Regions from separate parts of the Mus musculus genome. Here region 2 is linked to region 1. The links are chromatin loops, found by intact Hi-C in ENCODE. Cell type or tissue: left cerebral cortex. All regions are shown on one strand. Each heading gives the region's core, and the rest is flanking DNA. Links, peaks and the distances in the headings are about the cores only. Region 1 overlaps Trp53bp1 (transformation related protein 53 binding protein 1). Region 2 holds the start of Map1a (microtubule-associated protein 1 A).

Region 1 (8,000 bases), core at 1-8,000:
GGTGGCGCACGCCTTTAATCCCAGCATTCAGGAGAAGGATTTCTGAGTTCAAGGCCAGCTCGGTCTACAAAGTCAGTTCCCAGACAGCCAGGGATAACCTGTCTCAAAAAAACAAATAAACAAAAACAAAAAAAAGACCAAAAGTGATGGGCAGGACTGGTGGAGCACTCCTTCAATCCCAGAAGAATGAGGTAGATCTGTCTGAGGTCAGCATAATCTACATAGTGAGTTCCAGGCTAGGCCAGGGCCAGAGTGAGACCATGACTCAAAAAGTTCTGGGTGGGGTGACAGTGACTCATTACAATACTGGCAGGGTTAGCAGATTACTACCAAACATCAGGAATTTGGTACTTCTCATTCTCCTAGAAGCACTTGACAAATGATCAATACTAAAATGTAGTTGTAAACACTTAGGTGTGGTTAACAAGCCTGTGTTAGTAATCTCTGTGCTTGTAGGGAAATGGTGGGAACATGAGGAGCTCCAGGCTCAGCGAGAGGCACTGAAAGACTGAAGGAGGACCAAAGAAACAACAGGGGCGGTGGGTGCGGGGTGGGGGTAAGGGTGCATACTGCTCTAGTGGATGGAGAGCACACTGCAGCCTCTCACATATATACTCACACAAAAGAACACATTACAAATGAATTACAAAATTCATTTTACATTACAAATTCAGTTGTAATGAAAGTAAATTTTTATAATATAAAATTACAAAAGAATATTTATCTTTAAAAATAAATATAAAAAAACAAACAAACAAATAAATAACCAGATATGATGCCTTTCAGATCTATGAGTTCAAGGCCAACCCGGTCTACAGAGCAAGTTCCAGGATAGCCAGGGCTACACAGAAAAATATTATCTCGATAAAACTAAACAAACAAAGTCATGCAGCTGTGGTCTCACCTGCTCAGGAAGCTAACGGACGAGCAATGCTTAAGCCCAGAAGCTAGGGCAAGCCTGGGCAAAACAACATCTAGCAGCATAGCAAGTAAAATACATAAACAGCCAACTTCACACAACAGTGTCAATCAATACCATGAAATGGAATCAGCCATGCAATGAATCAATGCTGCAGAAAATACACCAGACAGTATGGCACAAGCCTTTAATCACAGCACTCAGGAGGCAGAGGCAGGTAAGTTCAACTTCAACAAGTTGAACTCTGTAAGTTCAAGGCCAGCCAGGGCTACAAAATGAAACCTCATCCCCAAAAAAGAAAAGCAAAATGTTTACCTGTCGGGTGCAGAGGGAGGAGCCTCACTTTGAGCCTCCTTCTCTTGCTGGGCTTCATAGATGCAGCCAAACACAGGCACCGGCTTCTGGAGACTAACATAATACATTAAAGCAATGCATCTTATGAATTTCAAATGGTAAAGTATCTCTGGAGATCACTCTATTTAGACATAGAGTTCCTTGGCATCCCAAATGCCAACCTACATAAACCCCAAAAGCCAACTCTTTGATATGTTTCAAATTAGCACAATAAAAATCTCTCAGTATAGGAACTAAAGAGGTATCTCTGCAGTTGTGAGCACTGGCTGCTCTTCCAAAGGCCCTAGGTTCCATTCCCAGCACCCACGTGACAACTCAGAACCATCTGTAACTCCAGTTCCAGAGTGTGTGACACCCTCTTCTGGCCTCCATGGCACCAGGCACATGTGAGGTACAGGCACACAGATGCAGGCAAAACACACAGTAAAAACCTTCAGTGAGGTCACTGGAGAGACTCTAAAGACGAAAAGGATATAAAGAGAAAAAAATCAGAAATAAATAAGATGAACAATCTAGTCCCTTTAGAAGGTAACTTGGAAGAGGAACAAAAAAGAGGAATTTTGATTTAAAAGCAAACAAAGTTAAATATATGAATTGAATGGGGTTTTAGATTTGGGATCTTGATAACACCAAATACTTGATAGCATTAAGAAATCACTGTTGTCAAAAGTATAGTAACAACTGCTTAATTTAAAATAAGAGTCTTTATCTTTTAGGGCTTGAAATAATTACATAAAATGGTATGAAATAGAATCTCCTTCAAAATAACCCACTAGTGGAAGGGGGGGAACTCCAAGATTTTATAATCAAAGAGGACTGGCCACTTACAATACGGTTGTCCATATTACACTACTCTCTACTGTTGTCTTCCCACAGTAAAATGACTAAAAAACTAAGATGGCATCAAGTGCTCTGAACAGAGTCCAGGGGTCTTTCATGGACACGCAATACTTTACCTAAATGCAGAGAGTGCAGCAACCATTTACAATACAAATCTCATTTGAAATGTCTTATTTTACTAATAGTTTGTTTTTAATTTTACCTTTTCAGGTATACAGGTATTTTGCCTGTATGTATGTCTCTGTACCACACAAATGCCTGAAACTCAAAGAGGCCAGATGAAGGCATCAGACCGCTGGGACGGGAATTACAGATAGCTGTGAGCTGCATGCCATGTGGGTTCTGGGAACTGAACCCAGATCCTCTGAAGAACATCCAGTGCTCTTAGCCACCGAGCCAAGTCTCCATCCTCTTTCAATAACTTCTTTTTTGTTTGTTTGTTTGTTTTGTTTTTCGAGACAGGGTTTCTCTGTATAGCCCTGGCTGTCCTGGAACTCACTTTGTAGACCAGGCTGGCCTCAAACTCAGAAATCCGCCTGCCTCTGCCTCCTGAGTGCTGGGATTAAAGGCGTGAGCCACCACGCCCGGCTCAATAACTTCTTAATATGAACCCAAAGGTCAAAAAAATTAACAGAAGTCTTAAGCATAGATTTTTAAATTTAAAAAGAACTGCTTCGTGGCAATACCAATGACTTCCACCTTTTCCCATAACCCGCCATCCTTTACTTTTTCCTCATCGTCCCTCCCTATATTCTCCCCAACAGTTCAGAAGGCACAAAGAGGGTCATTTATAGTCAGTAGGCACTTTATGTTTTTTAAAAAATTTAAAATTCTCTTCAAATTTTTAAAGATTTGGCAATAATAAGCTTGAATCCTTTCTTTTTAAAGCATCACTTATTTGTCATAGTAGGGGCTGAACGACAGTCCTCACTTAGGCAAGCATGACAACTGGGCTCGAGCCCAGCTAGCTCACTAAAAATTGACAGCCACTGGCAGAGACAAAGAACTGTGAATGGAGCACAGGTGTGGCTGCCATCTTCAGCCCTGCGCACTCTCACATCCAATTGGCTTTACTCACAGTGCCTGCCTGTGCTGGCCTTAGAGCCATCACCTGTATGTCACCAACTGGCTTGGGTTTTCCCACTGGGATGACTCACACCAGAAACCAAGAAGCCTATTCTCCCAACCGCCAGATGGCAGAGCCTCAGCACCAAAACCTCATATCCCAGCATACTTCACTCAAGGCTTTGCAGCATTCCTGACAAAGCAAAAACAACTCAGCATAGCAGTTGGCAAGAAATTTGGCAAGAAAAGGCAGAATGTCCTGAGGCTGCAGCTGAGCACAGAGCCCAGGACAGTGTATCTAGAACCATCTCCTTTGGCCCTTTGTTTCCCCCACCTTGGTCATCAACAGAAAAAGAAAAGGCTTGAATGGTGGGAAAACAAGTACTTAGATTCTAACAGTAAGAACTTGAATGGCAGGAAAACTAGTAGGTATTCTAACAGTAAGAATAACAAACGTTTGTTATATTTAAAATTACCGAGGAAGCCTGTAATTCAAAACACTGCAGAATTCTTTATGCTGGGCTTTGAGTGTTTTAGTGTGTTCCTCTCTTTATGCAGCACCTTTGCATTAAACTTCTCTAAATAACAACAAGCCCTGGTTACCTGGCAACAGGCTCTGCAATGGCAGTAGATCCATTTTTTCTCTCAGCAGTTGTAGGCTCTGAACAAAAACAAAAGCAGTGAGAGAAAGGAAAGAAAAGCAGACATCAGTCACCCCAAGTCTAATGCCTCTGCCTGCTTGCCACACCAGCAACAACAGAAATACAAACAAGGAAACAAGAAGAGCTAAAGGCCAACAGAATAGACATGCACAGCAGCACAGGCTAACTCATCTCAACCGTTTTATTTCATTTCAGATTTCCTATAGAAAACGTATGTACTTTGCCAGAACTACAATCTATAATATGTCAGTGAAAACTGAACCATCTGAATTATGACTCACCTTCCCATACAAGAAATTTAAAATTCACATGAGAAAATACAAGAGAAAACCTAAAAATGGTGGGGTTAGGGAAAGGAGAGATGGCTCAGCAGTTAATAGTACTGCCTGCTCTTGTAGAGGTCCTGGGTTCAATTCCCAGCACCCACATGGTAGCTCACAACCATCTATAACTGTAGCCCCATGGGATCTGATGCCCTCTTCTAGTGTGCAAATGTACAGGCAGACAAAACACTCATATACATAAAGTACATAAATCAACCTTTTAAAAATATTCATAAACTTAAAAAAAAAAAAAAAAAAAAAAACCTTTTTTGAGACAGGGTCTATGTAGGCCAGGTTGGTCTCAAAGTCACAGAGACCCACCTGCCTCCGCTTCCCAAGTGCTGGGATTAAAGGTGTGCATCACCATGTTGAGCTAACACTTTATTTAAAAAAGAAACAAACAAAAAACCTGAATAAACTACATGGCAAGCCAGGTGAAGTAAAACACACCCTTGTAATATCAACATTTTGGGACGCTTAAGTTCAAGGCTAATCTGTGCTACACAATAATTTTAGAACAGTCTGAGCCATATAAAGAAACTATGTCAAAATAAATAAACATATAGGAAAATAAGTTAATATATAAATTAATATATAAATGATTCATTTTAGAAACACTCATGTAGAAGGCACCCAAGGCTTTACCCAACTTGTTGCTCTTGGGGACTACCTGGGTTCAGTCAGTTCCCAGCACCCACATGGTGGCTCACAACCATCTGTAACTCCAGCCCTAAAGGATTCTTCTGAACTTCATAGGTTCTACGCATAAACATTACACACACACACACACACACACACACACACACACACACACACACACACACACACACGTAAAACTCATACACATAAATTCACTTTAAAAAATGTTTTAAGGACAGATATTTGAAAGGACACTTCCCACAGAAGAGTCAGCAACAATACTGTAAGTGCAAAGCTAAGAGAACACAGTATTTTCATAACCGTGTCACTAAGTGTCAAGGGATTAAATTGTGTTCATTTCATCCGCAATTTATTCCAGTCTCAGAAAAACACAGTTCTTAAGTGTTTCAGATATTCACAAAGCACTCAAGACTCAACATATGCTCAACCATCTATCAAGGAGGCAGCAGAGTTCAGTAGCTAGAGCCCTCCTGTTCAGGAACAGAAAGGTGGCTGGACCTGAGCTTCGTCAACCAGCCTAGGGGTAAAATACCATGGGAAACGGTAGTAGGGGTAAACTGCTGTGAGGGTGAAATTAAGTCAATGAATTTGTGAGCCCCAGAGATTGATATTACCTTCCTTGTAGAAAAACAAACAAACAAATAAATAAAGGAGAGGGGAGTACTATGTATCACTGTGACTGACAGACCTTAGTTTGGCTCCTTCTCGTCTCTAGGTACAATTTCCATCTAAAGGTCAAGTTGAATTCAGTGCTAACATGACCCTCACCTCTCTCCCCCTCCTACCTCCATTTTCTCAGCTCAGGATGGCCTTGAATTTGAGGTCCTCCTATTCCAGACTCCCAACTACCACCATCAGCATATTGAAGACACCCTAGCCAGTCCAGGCTTGGCAACCATGGCTCTGGCCATGCCCTTCTCCCCTGTCCTCCCTTCCATGCTAAAAACCATTAGATTCCATTCCTAAAGCTAGCCACCAAGATCTACTCCCTAATCCGGCTACCTCCTCCTCCTGAGGCTGACTACTAAGGTCTGGCTATTAAAATATTGAAGTCCAGAAATCAAAAACCCTCTTTGGCTCACCTAACATGCCCAGTTAAAATTAAACACCATATCCTAACAAGGGGTTTCTCCTTTTACTTTTATAGACCACCACTTGCCTAAGGGCCAGTCTGTCTCCTCTCTATCCAGAGACAGTCCTTTGTCCCCATGGAGACAAACATTCCTTTTTCTTCTCTTCACCCCATCCTTTGTCTCTTATTACTTGTCCATTGTCTCTCTGGGGGAAGTAAGTCTCCTTTGTGCTGAGAACTTGAGGTGTTGTAGGCCAACACCAGCCCCTTTCTCAAGACTCTCTCTGGGTAAGCTCTTATTTCATCCCCAAAATAACAATAAGGGTGAAATCATGTAATACTGTCATTCCCATTGACATTCTAGGTTCAAATAAATAAGCCCTGTGTTCCAACTGGTCTGGGGACTGATCTATAACAGTCACATCTTCAGTTTCAAATGAGTGAGCTTACTAAGTATACAGCAAGAAAAATAAAAAGAAACAGTGACTAGCAGCAGATAGAAAAACACCACCCAGTCAGGTACAGAACACACCCAGCAGACATAAACTGGGAGAGCCCCACAGAAGCAGGTGACTAAGGCATCCACTGAGACCACCCAGACAGAGCACAGCACTCTCTCCATGACAAACTTGCTTCTTCTTTCCACTGCAGGACTTTGATGATGGGATGAGCAATGGTAACCTCGCCTTGCAGCTATTTCTAAGGCTGCAATGTCTGTTAACACCCTTAACTGTCTAATGCTCTCTCCCTTTTACATACTTAGGATGCAGCCTGCCCCAGGACAGGGTTTTTTGGGTTTTGCTTGTTTGTTTGTTTGCTTTGAGAAAGGGTCTTTCTATAAGCCCTGGCTGTCCTGAAACTTACTCTGTAGATCAGGTTGACCTTTGAACTCAAAGATCTGCCTGCCTCTGCCTCCCAAGTAGGACAGGGAGTTTTGGAAGACAATAACAAACATGTGTGGATCTGCTCTAGGGGAGGGGGTGACTCCATGTCCAGAACCGGCTTCTCAGTGAGCTCCAACACCACGACCCGAGGCTTCAGCTTACTCCAGAGAGAAGACTTCAGACAATTGGCAGCCTTGAGCAAACAGCACAAGGATGAGATACATGCAGAGTTGTCTTCTCTCTGGCCCACACTAAGGCCTCACGTTGCTAGGCACCAGCCCATACTCTTCAAACTAGCAATGTCTGACTTATCCTACTATACCTCAGCTCCTACCACCTGACACTGCAATTTTGTAAAAATTATTCTGGGGCTGGGAGAGGTGCCTGGAGAGTTTCAGCAATTAAGAGCACCTATTCCTTCCCAGGACCCAGATTTGCTTCCAGCACCCACATGGCAACACACAACCATCTGTAACACCAGTTCCAGGGCATCTCACATCCTCTTTTTATTCTTTTTTTTTTTTTTTTAAAGATTTATTTATTTATTATATGTAAGTACATTGTAGCTGTCTTCAGACACACCAGAAGAGGGAGTCAGATCTCGTTACGGATGGTTGTGAGCCACCATGTGGTTGCTGGGATTTGAACTCTGGACCTTCGGAAGAGCAGTCGGGTGCTCTAACCCACTGAGCCATCTCACCAGCCCCCTCTTTTTATTCTAACCAAACATCTTGCGTTTACCTGGAAGTGTCCACATAAGTTTATAGTGCAAATCCTACATTTTCTACTCTAGACTCTTTTATTTAAATTATGTGTATGGGGGTAGGATATGTACTTGTTCGTGTGGGTGCCACAGAGGTGGTGTATCCACAGTCATTTGTAACCCCCCCTGATGTGGATAACCTGGAGTAACTAATTACCAAATACAAACATAAAACTTACTTTCCAGGCTAAATTGCAAAGATTCTTCACTGGCCTCTGTCTCAGGACTAACCAGTTTCATTTTCAGAGACAGTTTTCCATCCATTTCTGGGGCAGACTCAGAATCCCCTTTTTCATTCCCAAGTAGAGGATCATTGATCTCCACCATGCTTTCAGATGTGACATCACTGGTTGCTATGGTGCTTTCTGGATAGTTGCTAATCCCTGAAAGAAAGGGGGCAGGGAGGAAGAAAGAAAGAACACTAAAATACAAACATGAAAAACAGCAACTTGAAATGA
Region 2 (15,484 bases), core at 4,205-12,204, 69 kb after region 1:
TTTAAATACAGCCAACCAAGGTAACAATACCGTGTGAGTGTGCTAGTGACAGTGCTTGTGTCCACAGGTGTGAAGGCCAGAGATTAAACTCAGGTGATGTTCCTGAGGTCTTTCTTAGTTACAGTTATTGTTGTGATGAAAAACTCCATGACCAAAAACAACTTGGGAAAGAGAGGGGTTTTGTTTTTCACTTTACAGTTGCAAATCACAGCCCATCACTGAGGGAAGTCAGGCAGGAACCCAAGCAGGGTAGAAACCTGGAGGCAACCGCTGATGGAGAAGCCATGGAAGGGTGCTGCTTACTGGCTTGCTCAACCTGTTTTCTTACACAGCCCAGGACCACTTGCCCAGGGACAGAGCCACCCACAACAGGATGAACATATCAATCACTAAAACAATGCACTACAGTGTTGACTACAGAGAAATATTATGAAGTCACTTTCTTTCTTTTCTTTTTCTTTTCTTTTCTCTTTTCTTTCTTTTCTTTCCTTTCTTTCTATTTCTTTCTTTCTTCCTTCCTTCCTTTCTCTCTTCCTTTCTTTTTTTCTTTTTTTCTTTCTTTCTTTCTTTCTTTCTTTCTTTCTTTCTTTCTTTCTTTCTTTCTTTCTTTCTTTCTACCCACCCTTTTCCCATGAAGTCATTTCTTAATTGAGAATCCTTTTTCCCAAACCACACTAGCTTAATGTCATAAAACTAGCCAGGCTGGGCAGTGGTGGCACACCCCTTTAATCCCAGCACTTGGAAGGCAGAAGCAGGTAGATTTCTGAGTTCGAGGCCAGCCTGGTCTACAGAGTGAGTTCCAGGACAGCCAGGGCTACACATAGAAACCCTGTCTTGAAAAACCAAACCAAACTAAAACAAAACAAAACTAGCCAGGACAGGACTCTTGTCTACCTTGTTTGTTTGTTTGTAATTTTTTATTAGATATTTTATTTACATTTCAAATGCTATCTCGAAAGTTCCCTATACCCTCCCCCCCCAGCCCTGCTCCCCTACCCACCCACTCCCACTTCTTGCCCCTGGCATTCCCCTGTACTGGGGCATATAAAGTTTGCAAGACCTAGGGGCCTCTCTTCCCAATGATGGCCAACTAGGCCATCCTCTGCTACATATGCAGCTAGAGACACAAGCTCTGGGGGTACTGGTTAGTTCATATTGTTGTTCCACCTATAGGGTTGCAGACCCCTTCAGCTCCTTGGGTGCTTTCTCTAGCTCCTCCATTGGGGGCCCTGTGTTCCATCCTATAGATGACTGTGAGCATCCACTTCTGTATTTGTCAGGCACTGGCATAGCCTCACACAGCTATATCAGGGTCCTTTCAGCAAAATCTTGCTGGCATATGCAATAGTGTCTGGTTTGGTGGTTGATTATGGGATGGATCCCTGGGTGGGGTAGTCTGTTTGTAATTTATTTATCAATCTAATGTGTATGTCTGCATGTATGTCTATACAGTATATGCAAATCTGGTGCCTGTAGAGGCAGAAAAAAGCATCAATTCCCATGAACTTACAGATGGTTGTGTGCATGTAGATGCTTAGAATTTAACTCTGGTTCTCTGACTATTCAGACTCCTGACCCCGGAGCCATCTCTACAGCCCCCAAAAACACCATTTTTTGGTGGGTTTTTTGTTTTGTTTTGTTTTGTTTTGTTTTTAGGTAGTGTCTCTCACTGGGACATAGGGTTCAATAATTAAATTGAGCTGGTTGGCCAGAAAAACCCAGGTATCCTCCTGTCCCTGCCTCCTTAAGTTCTGGGATTACAAGCATATACCACCATTTGGGGCTTTTTATGTGGGTTATAGAGGTTAAACTGGATCTCGTGCTTACACAGAAAACAGTTTATGGACTGAAATATCTTCCTAGCCCTCCAGTTTTTGCTTTATGACCATGCTAGTGCAGGCCTAAGGAGAAAGTCTGTGCTGCTGTCTTCCTCTTGCATAACGGACTTCTCTTCCAGTGGTGGGCCCTTAGAGATGCTTCACACAATTCAATGGCCCTTCTATGTTCACAATTCAAAGGCATTTCTTATACCCAGTATCTGTTATGGAGGCATCCTAAAGATCATCTGTGATGGGCAAAGGAATCCACAGTTAAATAAAACACTAAGATGGGCTCTGCAGTCACCTAGAACAACTGTATGTGCTACACACGTGACTGTATTACATTCATGCATATCACAATTTTCCAACAATCCTTTGGGTGGGTTATTTGTTTGTGGTTTTGCTTTGTTTTTTAACTTGACACCGAGTCTTGCTCACTATTTAGTCCTGGCTGGCCTGGAACTCACTATGTGGATCAAGCTGGCCTTGAATTCGGAGATCTACCTGCTTTTGCTGGGATTAAAGCCCTGCAACCGCCACACACCAATAAATGGGCTTTTGAGTAACTAACTTTTACTATACAACTTCTGACACAGCAGAATTTTAAACATGGCCACAAAACAGGTAAAAACGTGTTGCTTGGCCTTTGTTATTTATTTTGTGAGACGAGGTCTGTTATGCAGCATGGAGGCAGGCTTCAACGTGCTGTGGAACCAGGGGTGAATTCCTGGTCTTCCTGCTTCTAATTCCCAACTGCAAGGCTAACAGATGTGTGCCACTATACCACTCTTCTTTATTCAGCTTTCTAAGTCTTTCCCATGTGTTTCCTGTCGTTATAAATTCTGGTGCACAGGGTCTGAAGACTCCATGGTTAAGAGTGATTGTTGCTCTTGCAGAGGACCAAAGTTTGTCTCCAGCATCTACACTGGGCATCTTTTTTTTTTTTTTTTTTTTTCGAGACAGGGTTTCTCTTTATAGCCCTGGCTGTCCTGGAACTCACTTTGTAGATCAGGCTGGCCTCGAACTCAGAAATCCACCTGCCTCTGCCTCCCGAGTGCTGGAATTAAAGGCGTGCGCCACCACTGCCCGGCTACACTGGGCATCTTACAACCTCCTGCAATGCCACTTCTTTCAGCCTCCATGGCTACCGAAACACGCGTGCTCATATACAACAGAGGCACAGACAGACAAAAATTAATTAATATCTGTCCAAGTATTTTGGAGCATGCCTTTAATTTAAGCACTTGGAAGGCAGAGACAGGTAAATCTCTGAGTTCAAGCGCAGCCTGGTCTACATAGTAAGTTCCATTCCAGTCAGCCAGGGAGACCCTGTTCAAAAGAGAGAAAAAAAAAAAAAAGAAAAAAAAAAGAAAAAGAAAATCTGGAGCATACATGCACACACTCCAGCTTTCTTTACAGAGCACGTTGTGCAAATATGTGTATAATTTAAGACTTAAAAATATTGTTTGTTGTTGATGGAATTTTGCTTGTTTGAGTTACGGCTTTACTATGTAGCCCAGTCGAGCCTTGACTTTAGCAATCCTCTTGCCTCATCTACTAAGGGACACACTCCACCACTACATCTAGCTTTTAAGATACTCCCTGGTACTGTAATGACTATAATGGACACATCACCCAGAAGAGAATGAATAAGAGATACCTGGAGCCAATCTTTCTATGACCTTGTCTGCCTTTGGCAACGGGACCACTGCGTAGTTATACAGAACACATGTGTGATTTTTTTTTAGCACCATTACAGTCTGCATTTGCAGCCATTAATTACTAAGACTTGATTATAGCAGGATCTAAAATCAGAGTCCTAAATTTCGGCCCTACTGACTAATCTGAGTGTGATTCCTCCTGTACCATTTATATCTATTGTCTAACCTCTGCTAGCCTTAATGGAAGCTGACTCTGTACTTAATTGCTGCTGTCCCTTAGACAGAGACCCTCTGCTGGTCTAAAGGCTCATCTCTACAGTTGCTATGGAAACTGTCCCCTTGCTCCACTCTGGCTTCCTGCCACATATGCCACTCTTTATGATTGTAGTAAAGGCCTGCACATTTTCCCATGCCATTTTCCAGATTCGGGTTTGCAGCTGGCAGTGTATGGGAAGAGGCACCCTACCATCTGATGTCCTGAGAGTAGTTTTCTTGTCTCTGCTACAGAAAGGATTTTCATGGCATGTCCAAAGTACTTACAGTATGGACTGGATGGTTAGGTATAGTATGTTTCAAGATAGGGCTAAGATTTCTGTGAGGTACTTAACAGTCAGAACGTGGTTCACTGGCAGGCTTGAGGTATCAGCTATTACCTCTTTTCTATCCTTTTAAGGAGTAGGATTTCATGTGTGCACATGTGAGTGCAAGAGGACAACCTGGAGTGGTGTCCCTCAGACACCCTTTTCTTCTTTGTACTATAGATACCAGGGTCTCTCAATGGTATAGCTGGCCTGCGAGCTTCCAGAGATTCATCTGTCTCTCCCTCCTAGTTACCATCTCTGCGATTCCAAGTGCTCACCGCTGTGCCTGGCTTTTTTTTACAGTTCTGAGAACCTGAACACTTGCTTGCCAGGGAAGTACTTTACCAACTGAATCATCTCCGTAGCCTTTCTTCTCTTCTACCATCTCCAAAGTGCAAGGTAAATGGAAGAAAAAGCAAGTATAACTGGAGCCTAAACACAGGCCTTCTCTCTGATGCACACAACAGAATGACTCAGGGTAAGATCAGCTGTAGTGGTGGAGAGTCTTTGAAGAATGGGGAGTTGGGGGTTCAGCAAGAGAAGGGGAGAGGAAGGAAAGGAAGGGATGGAGAGAAGGAGAGGGAAAGACAGAGAATATTAATTCAGTTCTGTACAGTAATTACATGGTCTCCTAAATTTATCCACTGTGTCACATCCCTAGTAGCTGGGAAGTCTTTCCTGGGTTTTACTCAAATACTCTTTGCTGCAGTCTGAGCTCATTGCACTCAGCAAATATGGAGACTAGCCAACCACTATCCTTGGAATAACTACTCTCCAGGGACTCAGGGTAGGAAGGTCATCCTGTCCCCTCCAATACTGCGCAGCCTGATTGACCACGCCCGGAGCTCGGGGCAAGGACGGGGAAACCCAGGTTGGTAACCTAGACCCTGGCATGCAGCGAGGCGGGGGGAAAAATAGAGACAACGATAATTGCCAGATGGAGACCACGATAGAAACCCCGAGACAGCGAAGGGCAAGATGGCTCCCCAAGGTTCGAGAGAAGCTGCGGAACTGCCTCCCACACTGTGCTCAACGCAGACACAGCCTAACTAGATGGATGTTGTTCTCGCGCCTTGGACTCCGCCCTCGGCTGGGTCTCGCAGAACCCTTACCCTGGCTCAAGTCGGAGAGGGGCACTTGGTCAGGAAAACTGCAGGTGGATGACTGCAGCCACCACCCATAGCGGCACAACCACCGCATCCCCGCCCCGCCCCTGCGGCGCTTCAGCCCCGCCCCTAGAAGGCAGTGACCAATGAACGGCTCCTGCCGCCGGCCTTTAAGAACCGCGCGCACTCTCCCCGCAGCGGACGCAGCTAGCCTAACACTCCGCGGGAGTTTCCATGGCGACCGAAGCCGGGACCGCGCGGCCTGGCAGCGTTGCCATGGAGACAACTCCGGAGCTGGGGCTCCAGAGCCTCGGTGCACCGCCAGCTCAGAACCCGGCGGAGCCTCTTTGCGAGGCCGGTGCCGCGGTAGCGGCAGCGCGCTGGGACCTGCGGAAATACTCCTTGCTCATCGTGATCGGCGATATCGGTACAGAGAGTCAGCTGAGGGCCGTGCGGGCCCACCTTGAACAAGGTGAGCCGCTCTCCTGGCTTTTACGCAGTACTCCATCCATGCCTCTCCGCCATCTGCATTCATCTCCCAGTGCACATTTCTGTCTCCTCTATCTCTATGTGCACTTCCCGAAACCTGCGACCCTGTCACCTGCATCTTCCATGAATGTGCCTCTGTCCTCTCGAGCTGCCAACACCTTGCTTGCCCATCCTTTCTGCATACCCCATTCTGTTCCGCAGTGTCCCGGAGCAGGAGCAGGAGAAGCTCCGTGGAGACCCTGGGGTCCCTCTGGTCACACCCCTTTCCCGAAGCCACTGGACCATATATCCGAAAGTCCTCATCAGACCCTGAAAAGTCCATGTCCCTACCTTACAATTTCTTCTTTAGGGGAGGTTTTTGAACGCGAGGTACACATCTCAAATCTCTGAATGCTGGCAGCCAAGTTTAGAGAGTGACCTTCGTGGCTCTGCAGCTCACCTCCCTCAGCCGTGCCTGTGGCGCAGTGCTGCGGAGCCACCTGCGGGTGGAAGCAGGGGATGGAGGCAAGGGAGGGGGCATAGGAGAATCTAGAATCTGATTTAGCAAGAGGGATCATTATGGAAACCTACAGTATATGGAAATAGACCCTTGCGTGTCACTTCTACCGTAACTGTTTTGCCTTGAAAAACAAAAACTCCAAGCTCATTTATTAGTAAGCCCATTCTAAACTCTGCTCTTTGCCCTCTGGAAAGGGGAAAAAGCAGGTACTAGCTATCCTTCTTGGAGGCATCACCTCCCATTTCTTTCCTCTCCCAGGAGCTTGGCAATGCTTTCTGTGGGTGACTTTGACTAGAACCCTCTTATTTTTTTTCCCCCTTTTCTTTTACAGGGATTCTCTCCTGGAATATTGACTTATCATCCTTTGACTTGAACCAACAGTTGAGACTCTTCATTACCCGGCACCTAGCTCACTTCTCCTCAGAGGTCAAAGGTTAGGACTAGGGTTATTTGTCTCAGTCCTTTGGGTCCAGTATCCAGGCCAGAACTGGCCTTATGGGAGGATTGGGTAGGTAAAAAGGGAGGGACTTTTGATGGCTCCACAGCTATTTACACATGCTGTGGATAATGCCCAGTACACACTGCAACCACTCAATATGATGGTAGAGCATAATTTTGTCAGGAAAAACGTTGTTGTACACAGCAGCTGACAAGCACTAAGAAAGTGATCAAACCACTCGCAGGTAAAAGCTTTTCCTCTGTGTTCCCTTTCTGCATACCCCAGCTTTCTTGCTTCTCTTTATAAACATCCCAGAATGCCTCATTCACCTCCCCAGACCCTTATTTCTCACAGCCCACCTTCCAGGATTCTTTTCTGTTTCCTCCTGGCTTAGCCAGCAGATCTTCAGAGCAGAACAGAAGGCTGCCACCTAGGGCTGATCAGATCAGCACCCAGGGAGCCAGGCTGGGACAAAGGTCTCCTCGATTTGTGAGGCTTGATTCTGAGATCAGGTCTGATGGGTGGGAGAACTCGTCTAGAAATGTGCGATAAAAGCTTAATTAGCATTCTACTGCAGGTGTCTACGGAGAGAGTTGGGAAAGTCCTACGTCCCTTGATAAAGGTGTTGGGCATCTGGCCATATTATTGTAAATGTTGACACACCAATCAATATAACTTTCTTTTAAAAAACAACAAACAAAAAAACCAGGATCTCACTCTATAGTCCACATGTAGTCTAGGATGCAATCAAACTTGTTATCCTCCTGCCTCTACCTCCTGAGTACTAGAGTTGTAGGCATGTACCACCGTACCTGCTTCCGTATAGTTTTATAGGATGTGACTTCCATGTACTCAATAGTCATTGCTACCAAATAACAGACTTCACATGTTACTAACTCTCAACAGTCCAGTACAGCAGATAGACTTTCTGCTCCGCCAGTCTGGCCAGTTCCTCATCAATGAGTTCTCATGAGCTGCTGTGGAGAGGCTGGAGAAAGTGAGGTTGACATGGCTAAAGCTCTATTACACTTAGAGTATGTGCAGCAGCTTAAATACCATGACGCTGGCATCTTCCTGATGGGACTGGCTTCCTGGAAAACGAGCCATTTGCTCCTTGGAGATTACCTTCTTTTGACAATGACCCATGTCATGACATCCTCCACTATTCCCTATGACCAAAAGACAGTTTTGCCACTTGACACTCCTAGAAACAAGGCTGAATAAAGGGATGGCTGGGGGTTCAACTGATTACTGAGGATTGAGTGTTATCTAGGGTCCTACTAGGAATTCAAACCAGATTCTCTAACCTTGTCCTTCTGGCCATAGAGACTTTGAGTACTGTAAGAAATGAACAATATCTGAGGCAAAGTCCCTAGCTGTTCTTCCAGTTGAGACTAAGGAAATGCTTGGGAAGAGGTTTGCAGGGTGTCATATTCTCAGAAACAGGCACTGGAATAGAAACACCCACTGATGTCCTCAATCAGTTTTGCTATGGTGTCCTCAAGGGGCTTGAAGCCATCCACTCGAGATGCTAACGTACTTTTAGCATACAGAATTTGTTTTAGGTTTAGACATTGTCATGGTGGCCTCTGTCCCTGAAGAACAGTGGAGAATTTCCTGGGGGCAGGGGGGCACAAAGCTTAAGGCAGCCATAGCTCCACCCCTGCTAGTTTCTCTTTCAGCTGTCTCTGAACACAGCCTGCCCAAAGCAGCTGCAGGCACTGCCTTCTCCTTCCAGCCTCCTTTGAGTGGATAGGTTAGGGTACCCAAGAGTTGGGGTGAACTGAAGGAGATACACTAACGGTCTTATGGTTTGACCTTTCTGGCCTACTTCATAGGGTAGACCACTATGGCCAGAATAATGAAGGAACAAAATATGTCTTACAATGATAGGAAGAGCGTGATTATTTTTAGGCCTACCCCCTCTACATTTACAATCCCACCCCCACACATACAGAAAAGAAGGGGCCCTCAGATAGTCAGTGGCCCAGCTCCTTCTAGTGGTCACGTCTGGTAAAAAAAATAAAATAAAATAAATGTAAAGGGTAGCTTTCATACCAATCAGCAGCAGAGATTTGGGGCCTTCCTTTATAGCTCCCACTCCTCCTCCAGATCTCTGAAGCATCTAAGCATTTTTAACATAGCTTTAGGAAAACTTAGGGTAATTGAAAACTGTACTTAAGGTCTGGGGTGCAGCCCACCTAACATGCAGAAGGCCCTGGATCTACAGTGGGGGTAGGGAATGGTGGACACACACACACACTGACACATCACTACTGAGATTCAATAAAACGGAGGCATTTGCTGTTGAGCTCCTATAGGGAAGGGAGGATTGATGTTCTAAGACTAAGAAGTATGGGCTAGCCTAGTGTGGTGGCATAGGCCCATAATCCATCCCAGCACTTGGGAAGTAGGGGCATAGGATCATCCTTGGCTACATAGCAAGTCCATGGCCAGTCTGGGCTACCCAAGACCCTGGAGAACTGGAAAGAGGTGAGAGAGGTGGAGAGGAGAAGGCTAAGGAATTCCTTTAAGTCCTTCTGACTCTTTGTTACATTCATGTGCTCAGAGGATCCTGAATTAGAGGTTTACATTGGAAATGTGAAGGCAGAGAGAGATGAACAGAAGTTAAGCCTCATTTTGCAAGCATCCCCAGTTTGGGTTTTGTCTGAGAACTTAGGATACCCCAGTACTAGTGTAGACTGGGATCCTGATTTAGGGTAATTCTGAAACCTTCCACAATGAGAGAAATATCACGTTTATGCATTGCAAGGCTAGGATTGTAGGCAGAAAGGAACGTTTTCTTCAGATAAGGTCAGTCGTCACAGGTGGCACTGATGTACGAACTCACTAGTTCAGAAAGCAAGCTCTGAGATTGTTTAACTTATCATTTAGTGGCATGGTTCAGAAGGTGGCATCGGGTGTGAATTCGGGGGCTGCTCAGACCTCCCTCTCTTCTTTGGCATCTCACCATTTCACTGCATGAGAGAGGGATTAAGGGTTAAAGGCTGTCACAAATGGTAGCTTAGAGATGGGGAGGGAAGGAAAACCAACTGTGACCTGGAATCACCGGGCCAAGGTGTGCTATGGGGGTGTATGGCTGAGAACAAGGGTGGGCTCTGATCTCAGTTGGAGGATGATATTTTGTTCTCAATCCCAATGTCTACTAAGGTTGTGCCCCCCCCCCCCCGCCAAACACTGAGAGATCCCTAAAAAGCATAGAGGAGTCAGGAGGCTGGAGGCAGGGTGAAATAAGAGTGATGACATTGCAGAAGGTAGAGTATTACTCCATGCTGCTGAGCTGGTTTACATCTATGTGTGTGTCTATGCCGATGGCCGCTCCTATTCAAATAGGGATATGGCATGTTGCTACTTTGCATCCTGTTCCCCCTGTCCCCCAGAGTACTGGTGACTCAGCTACTTCTCTCCTCTGGCTGTAGCTAAAGCGGGGTAGGGGTTGCTGAGAGCAGAGACTATTTTGGCTTCTCTGACCTTCAAAAGCAGCCCTTGGCAGCCTGGAGCAGGGGTGGGGCTGGGGCTGGTGAGTGGGCGGAAGGAGCTGACCACACCCAGGGAGGGTTACTGTGGAGAGGACAGGATGTAAGAGTATGAACCTCACAGGGCTCCAGCTCTCCAGATCTTTCCTTTAGTCCTGGAGCACTTAGCAGAGGTGGAGACAGAGGCTGAGCCGGGAGGGCACAAGGTCAACGTAAGACTGTTCAAGATCAAGTGAGACACAGCACAGCTACAGGGAGAGGAGAGGAGCAGCAATTGAGACCCAAACACTCTACCGAGTCATTGTAAGATCATCTCTGACCCTAAGAGTACTTTATGTTAGAGTGTTCTATAGTGAGAAAGCTTTGCTTGAGCCTGGGCTCCTGGCGACGATGGTCCTTGGTCTTCGTTAACTTGTTCAATGGAAGGCAGAAACCTTCCTTACCCTTCCACGTCTGCCTCCTAACAGCCAGTACTCAGAAGCAACGTGTGTGGGTGCTCTTACAGCCAGGCTGCATTAGCACAGACCTGCATGAAGCTCCCAGGGTCCCTGTGCCCCACCCCAGTGGGGGACTGCTCCAGAACATTCACACTACTCTCCAGTCTAAAATGTCCTCCCCAGCTCCCCATTGCTGCGATGCAGAACAGGGTCCAGCTATCCACGTCACTCACTACCCTCACACTGCTCCCTTACATTTATGGCCCCTTAGCCTCTTTGTCTTCGGCTCTTGCAGTGACTGAAGGTCACTCTCTGGGTCCATCTGAGGGGAGAGGCAGCAGATGGTTTCTAAGAGGAAGGGGGAGGGCCCATGCAGCCCTTGCCTCCTATAGCTGGCTCTGTGCCCCGGTGTGGGGCTGTGGTCCTTTGGTTGATGCCGAGAGAGTATTTCTTTACTAAACAGGATTTGGGGAGAAGGTCCTTAGAGCTGCTGGAGGTCACCCTGGCTCTTTGAACTGATAGAGAACCCCTTAGCTCCCTCCCCTTCCCAGTAGCCAAGCAGAGGCACCAGATCATTCAGACTGTAAAGGCCAAGAAACAGTTAAGTCTCTAGTGCCTCGTCACGGACCAGCCCCTCTTCCCCGCCCTGGCACCGCCCTCCCCGTCAAGCAGCCCCCCCTCACTCCCACCCCAAGTGCCGCAGACTCTTCCCTGAAGCTGCCCGGCTAAGGCTGAGGCCGGAGCCGACGCCTCCATGAGGGGCTCCCTCCCACACCCCAGGGTAAGAGCCTAACCAAAGGGCACGGCAAGGCAGAAGGATTAGGGGATGCTGTGGTAGATAAGGAGCTGGGATGGGGTATCTGGTACCTTGTAAATCTGATGCATCTGGACCTGGGCTAGCCTGGTAGGAAGGCAGCCTGGGATGGAGGGAGAGAGGAGGTGAACATTACTGACTTGGGGTTCAGCCTGGATCCACAGCCAGTGGAACCAACAGGGGCTGTGACAGTCCACCTCTGTACTAGGTGGGGGTGGGGACCATCAGCTGAGAGGCAGCAATAGAGGGTGGTGCCACCGGTTTTGCCTGGCAGCCAGGGCACAGGAGGAATTTGGGGGCTGTGTCTTTAAGGGAAAACAGAAGAAGCTGAGAGGAAGGGGGAATTTACCTACTGGGAGGGTCCTTGGGTTATCAGCTACTAGATTGTTCAGCTGCTCCCTATTCTGGGGTGAGTGTGGCAGCGAGTTTTTGCCAAGTAAGGGAAGGGGGTGACACTCTGGAAGAGAACGGAGGAATGGGTCACTGAGACGTGGCATGTGCCTCCGTATAGGCTAACTGGTTTGGTTTTGGCTCCCCGCACCCCATTCCCTGTGGCCAGCTTGAGCCTGGGGCTTTAAGCCCCCCTCTGTGGCCTCTCTGAGGCAACTCAGGAGCTTGAGAGCCCTGGCTCTTCAGCAGCTGCCCTGCATTCTCCGTCCTGTCAACCCCACGGGTTCCCTGCCTCGGCCCCACCCTCACCTCATCTGTGCTTTCCTTCCCAAGATGGGGGCTCTTCCAACAGAAGCCAGTTTCTTCTCCTGCTCTGCATGCACCCCCATCCCTACCCCCCACCCCCCATGCAGAGGCAGCCAAGAAAATGACTTGTCATGCTGGGGTGGGGGGTGGGGGCGGAGCTGGAGCTGGAGGCTGAGCTTAGCGCGCACACACACACACACACACTCACACACTGCGGCAGACTGCAGCTGCCTGAGCACCCCCCCCCCCGCCTCACTGCAGAGACACCTGCCCTCCTGCCCACTCAGCTTCACACCCGAAGCCCACCCCCAACCACAGCACTGGCTGTGGGAAGCGCCCCAATCTCTTAAGATAGTCTTCTGCAAAGATAAAGGGGAAAAAAAACCCGGCAATTCCCTTCATTGGAAGAGCTGGGGGGCAGAAGAGAGAAACCAGGCTTCTCCCAGGATAAGGAGCGATGTAATGGACTAGCTCCCCAGGAGTGGGGCTGGGGGTCCTGTGTCAGGCCAGGAAGTGGGGTCAAAGGTCTTGTGAGGATACACTGGGGACCGTGAAGCTGCTGGAGTAGGGAGATGGTAGCTGGAGAGGACGTGTCTTTCTGTTCTACCTAGATTGAAGTGTGACCTTGTTTGTGATGGGGGAGTCCTGGCTCTTCTAAGTCTGACTTAAGACTGGCAGAGGATGGAGATAGCCCAGGCTGCGTAAGCCCTGCTCCTGCCTGCCTGTGCCAAAGTGTCCCTCCACTCCCAAGTTCACAGAAGAGGACCCAACAGGCCCTGCATAGGATTTGGGTCTCTGACACCTTCATCTTCCCCATAGTTGCATCTGCTGCCTGCTCCTTGGCATCAAGGCTCTTCCTCTAAACAAAGGCCCTGGCCCCAGTCACCCTTGTCCCAGCCTCAGAAAAGAAAAGGGAGTTGGAGTCGCCGAAGAGGGCTCCAGGGAACGGACTCTGAGCCTCCCCTCCCCAGTATCCTCCAGCTGCCCCTAAGGTTAACCCTACGGTGACTGCTACTGTGCTGGAAGAGGAGGCAGATGGGAAGGCAGGAACCTGGGAAGTCGGGTCCATCCTTCTTAGCCTCTTTCTCACCCACTGTGTTCTTTACTTTCACTGCTTAGTGTTTTATGTGGGTCTGGAGAAAGCCCTGGGGAGAGGATCTGCCCCCCCCCCCCCATCCTAAGCAATGCCTTGGCTGTTGTTGGCGGTCCTGCTTTTTATTTGGCTAGGTGTTTTGGGATAGAATTCTCTGTGTGGCTCTGGCTGTCCTGGAACTTAACTGGCTTTGAATTCATAGAAACCCAACTGCCTTTGCCTCCCGATTAAAGGTGTACGCCACCACCATGCCCTGCTTGCTATTGTTTTTAATTCTGTGGTGTGTGTGTGTGTGTGTGTGTGTGTGTGTGTGTGTCTGTGTTTGTGTCTGTGTCTGTGTGTCTGTCTGTCTGTGTGTGCGTGTATAGGTAGGTCAAAAAACAGCTTGCAGGAGTCATTCCTCTTTGTACCTCCAGTCCTAGGATGCTTGGCAGAGAGCATCGCTGGCCCTGTTTCTTGTTTTGAGCCAGCCACTTACTTTCTGTACTCTGAGGCAGGGAACTGGTCGCAGGGATGATGAGTTCTGCAGCGAGCTGGGTGTCCCTAGAGCCTGGGCACGTGAGGGAGATAGAGGAGAGGGAGCTGTGAAATACTTGGGAGCACGGTGGTGGGAGCACGGCTCTGACACGGAAGGCTTGGCAGAGTCAGAAAACAAAATAGCAAGTTAGAATCCTCTGTCCCCTCCAAGAAACCAGTTGCCACGTGTCTCCATCATCTTCTATTACAGGTGTTCTGTCCTTGGGTAGGGGACTTGGGGTGGAAAGGAAGGGGAATCTGAGACAGAAGCGCCTAACTCCTTACTGCCAGCCGCGGGCAAAGGCAGAGAAAGCTCCGTAAAGACCGCCATCCCTGGAGCCCTCCCCCCACCCCCAATCCCCAGGCAGCACCAGGAACTTAGTGCTCCAGAGGGACAAAAAGCTCCTTGTCAACAGAGCTGTCTGGGGCTGAAGTTCTAGGCAAAAGGGCGGGGACTGGGCAGCATCGGAGGGTGTGGCAGATGGAGGGAAGGGAGAAGTCTGCTACCGTGGGGGAGAGGAGGGAGAACCCTGGAAAGGGAAGGGCTGGAGGAGGCAGTTCCCAGGCCTCCCTTAGTGGCATCCTAGATGACTGGGTACCCTGTACCCCATTTTCTGATCATTTGTTTTTCCTCCCCTGTGCCCCCCCCCCCAGTACTTCTCATTTTAAATCAATACCTACTGATTTCAGTACACATGCCTACATCTCTCCCTCAGGCCAGAGGACCCTCTGCCACCAGAGTGAGACCCTCGAGACCATCATCCTAGTCAACCCCACTGCAGACAGCATCAGCTCAGAGGTAAGGCCAGTGCCTGCGCCTCGCTTGTTCTGAGTGCTATAACCGACCCTTGGCGGCGCCACTATACCTCGGGCTACTATCTGAACTGACTTGTGATCCTCAGCCCCACTCTGGGGAATACGGAGTGAGGAATGTGTCCTTATATCACTGAAGGGGGCAGGGCAGGGATTTTCAGTGCCTTTCCCTGGGTGCCCCATACCTGTGCCTTCTCTGCCCTCCATTTCAGGTTCACCATCTTCTTAGTAGCCCATCAGCTCACAAACTCCTCATCTTGAGTGGACAAACTTTAGAACCCGAGGGAGACCTTATCCTACAGAGTGGTACTTACTCATATCAAAACTTCGCCCAGGTCCTTCACAAACCTGAGGTGAGTTCCCTGCTGCGTGTCTTGGAAGAAGGGGACAGGAGGCAGGACTTAAGTTGTAGGGAGAAAGGCAAGGGAGGGGAAGTCTTATAAACACTGACTATCAGGAACCCTGACAGGAGGTAGGCATTTTACCTCAGAAAAAGGTAAAGAGTAGGGGCTGAATCTGGGTCAGACTAAGATAACCCCAATGATTTGATCAGCTTCTCTTTCCTATTCCTCTAGATTGCCCAGTTGCTTAGCAATAGAGACCCTGGGATCCAGGCCTTCCTCACTGTTTCCTGCTTAGGGGAGGGTGACTGGAGCCACCTGGGACTGTCTAGTTCCCAAGAGACCTTGCACCTCCGGCTAAATCCTGAGCCTGTGCTGCCCACCATGGATGGAGTGGCCGAGTTCTCCGAGTATGTCTCTGAGACGGTGGATGTGCCGTCCCCCTTTGACCTGCTTGAGCCCCCCACCTCAGGAGGCTTCCTCAAGCTCTCCAAGCCTTGCTGTTACATCTTCCCTGGTGGCCGTGGGGACTCTGCTCTCTTTGCTGTCAATGGCTTTAACATCCTGGTGGACGGCGGTTCTGACCGCAAGTCCTGCTTCTGGAAGCTGGTGCGGCACCTGGACCGCATTGACTCGGTGCTGCTCACGCACATTGGGGCTGACAATCTGCCAGGCATCAATG

The links. Hi-C counts contacts between places; a loop is a spot of excess contacts. Peaks named below come from ENCODE experiments on the same cell type or tissue, not always from the same donor. Only the 100,000 strongest peaks of a DNase experiment are listed, where the experiment ranks them.
Region 2: it touches region 1 in a loop (3-fold over the local background); 2 of 42 quality-filtered maps call a loop at or near these places.

The regions. Positions count from the first base shown.
Region 1 is chr2:121,219,924-121,227,923 of GRCm38, forward strand. It overlaps Trp53bp1 (transformation related protein 53 binding protein 1), which reads right to left. Exons shown (of 28, transcript NM_013735.4): 14 at 7,722-7,925; 15 at 3,782-3,839; 16 at 1,235-1,327. Among named protein-coding and RNA genes, the nearest start is that of Trp53bp1, 47 kb to the right of the region's middle. In left cerebral cortex, for the core only: a CTCF peak has its summit at 3,305 (motif pointing right); DNase peaks (open chromatin) are centred at 3,307 and 3,891; H3K27ac peaks cover 1,248 bases.
Region 2 is chr2:121,284,233-121,299,716 of GRCm38, forward strand. Map1a (microtubule-associated protein 1 A) reads left to right here and starts at 5,370. Exons shown (of 7, transcript NM_032393.2): 1 at 5,370-5,640; 2 at 6,488-6,589; 3 at 14,365-14,447; 4 at 14,674-14,814; 5 at 15,037-15,484. The coding sequence starts at 5,403. It also overlaps a transcript of Trp53bp1 not described here. In left cerebral cortex, for the core only: CTCF peaks have their summits at 5,370, 6,132 and 8,590 (motif pointing left); DNase peaks (open chromatin) are centred at 4,487, 4,831, 5,381, 6,086 and 9 more places; H3K4me3 peaks cover 4,742 bases; H3K27ac peaks cover 5,802 bases.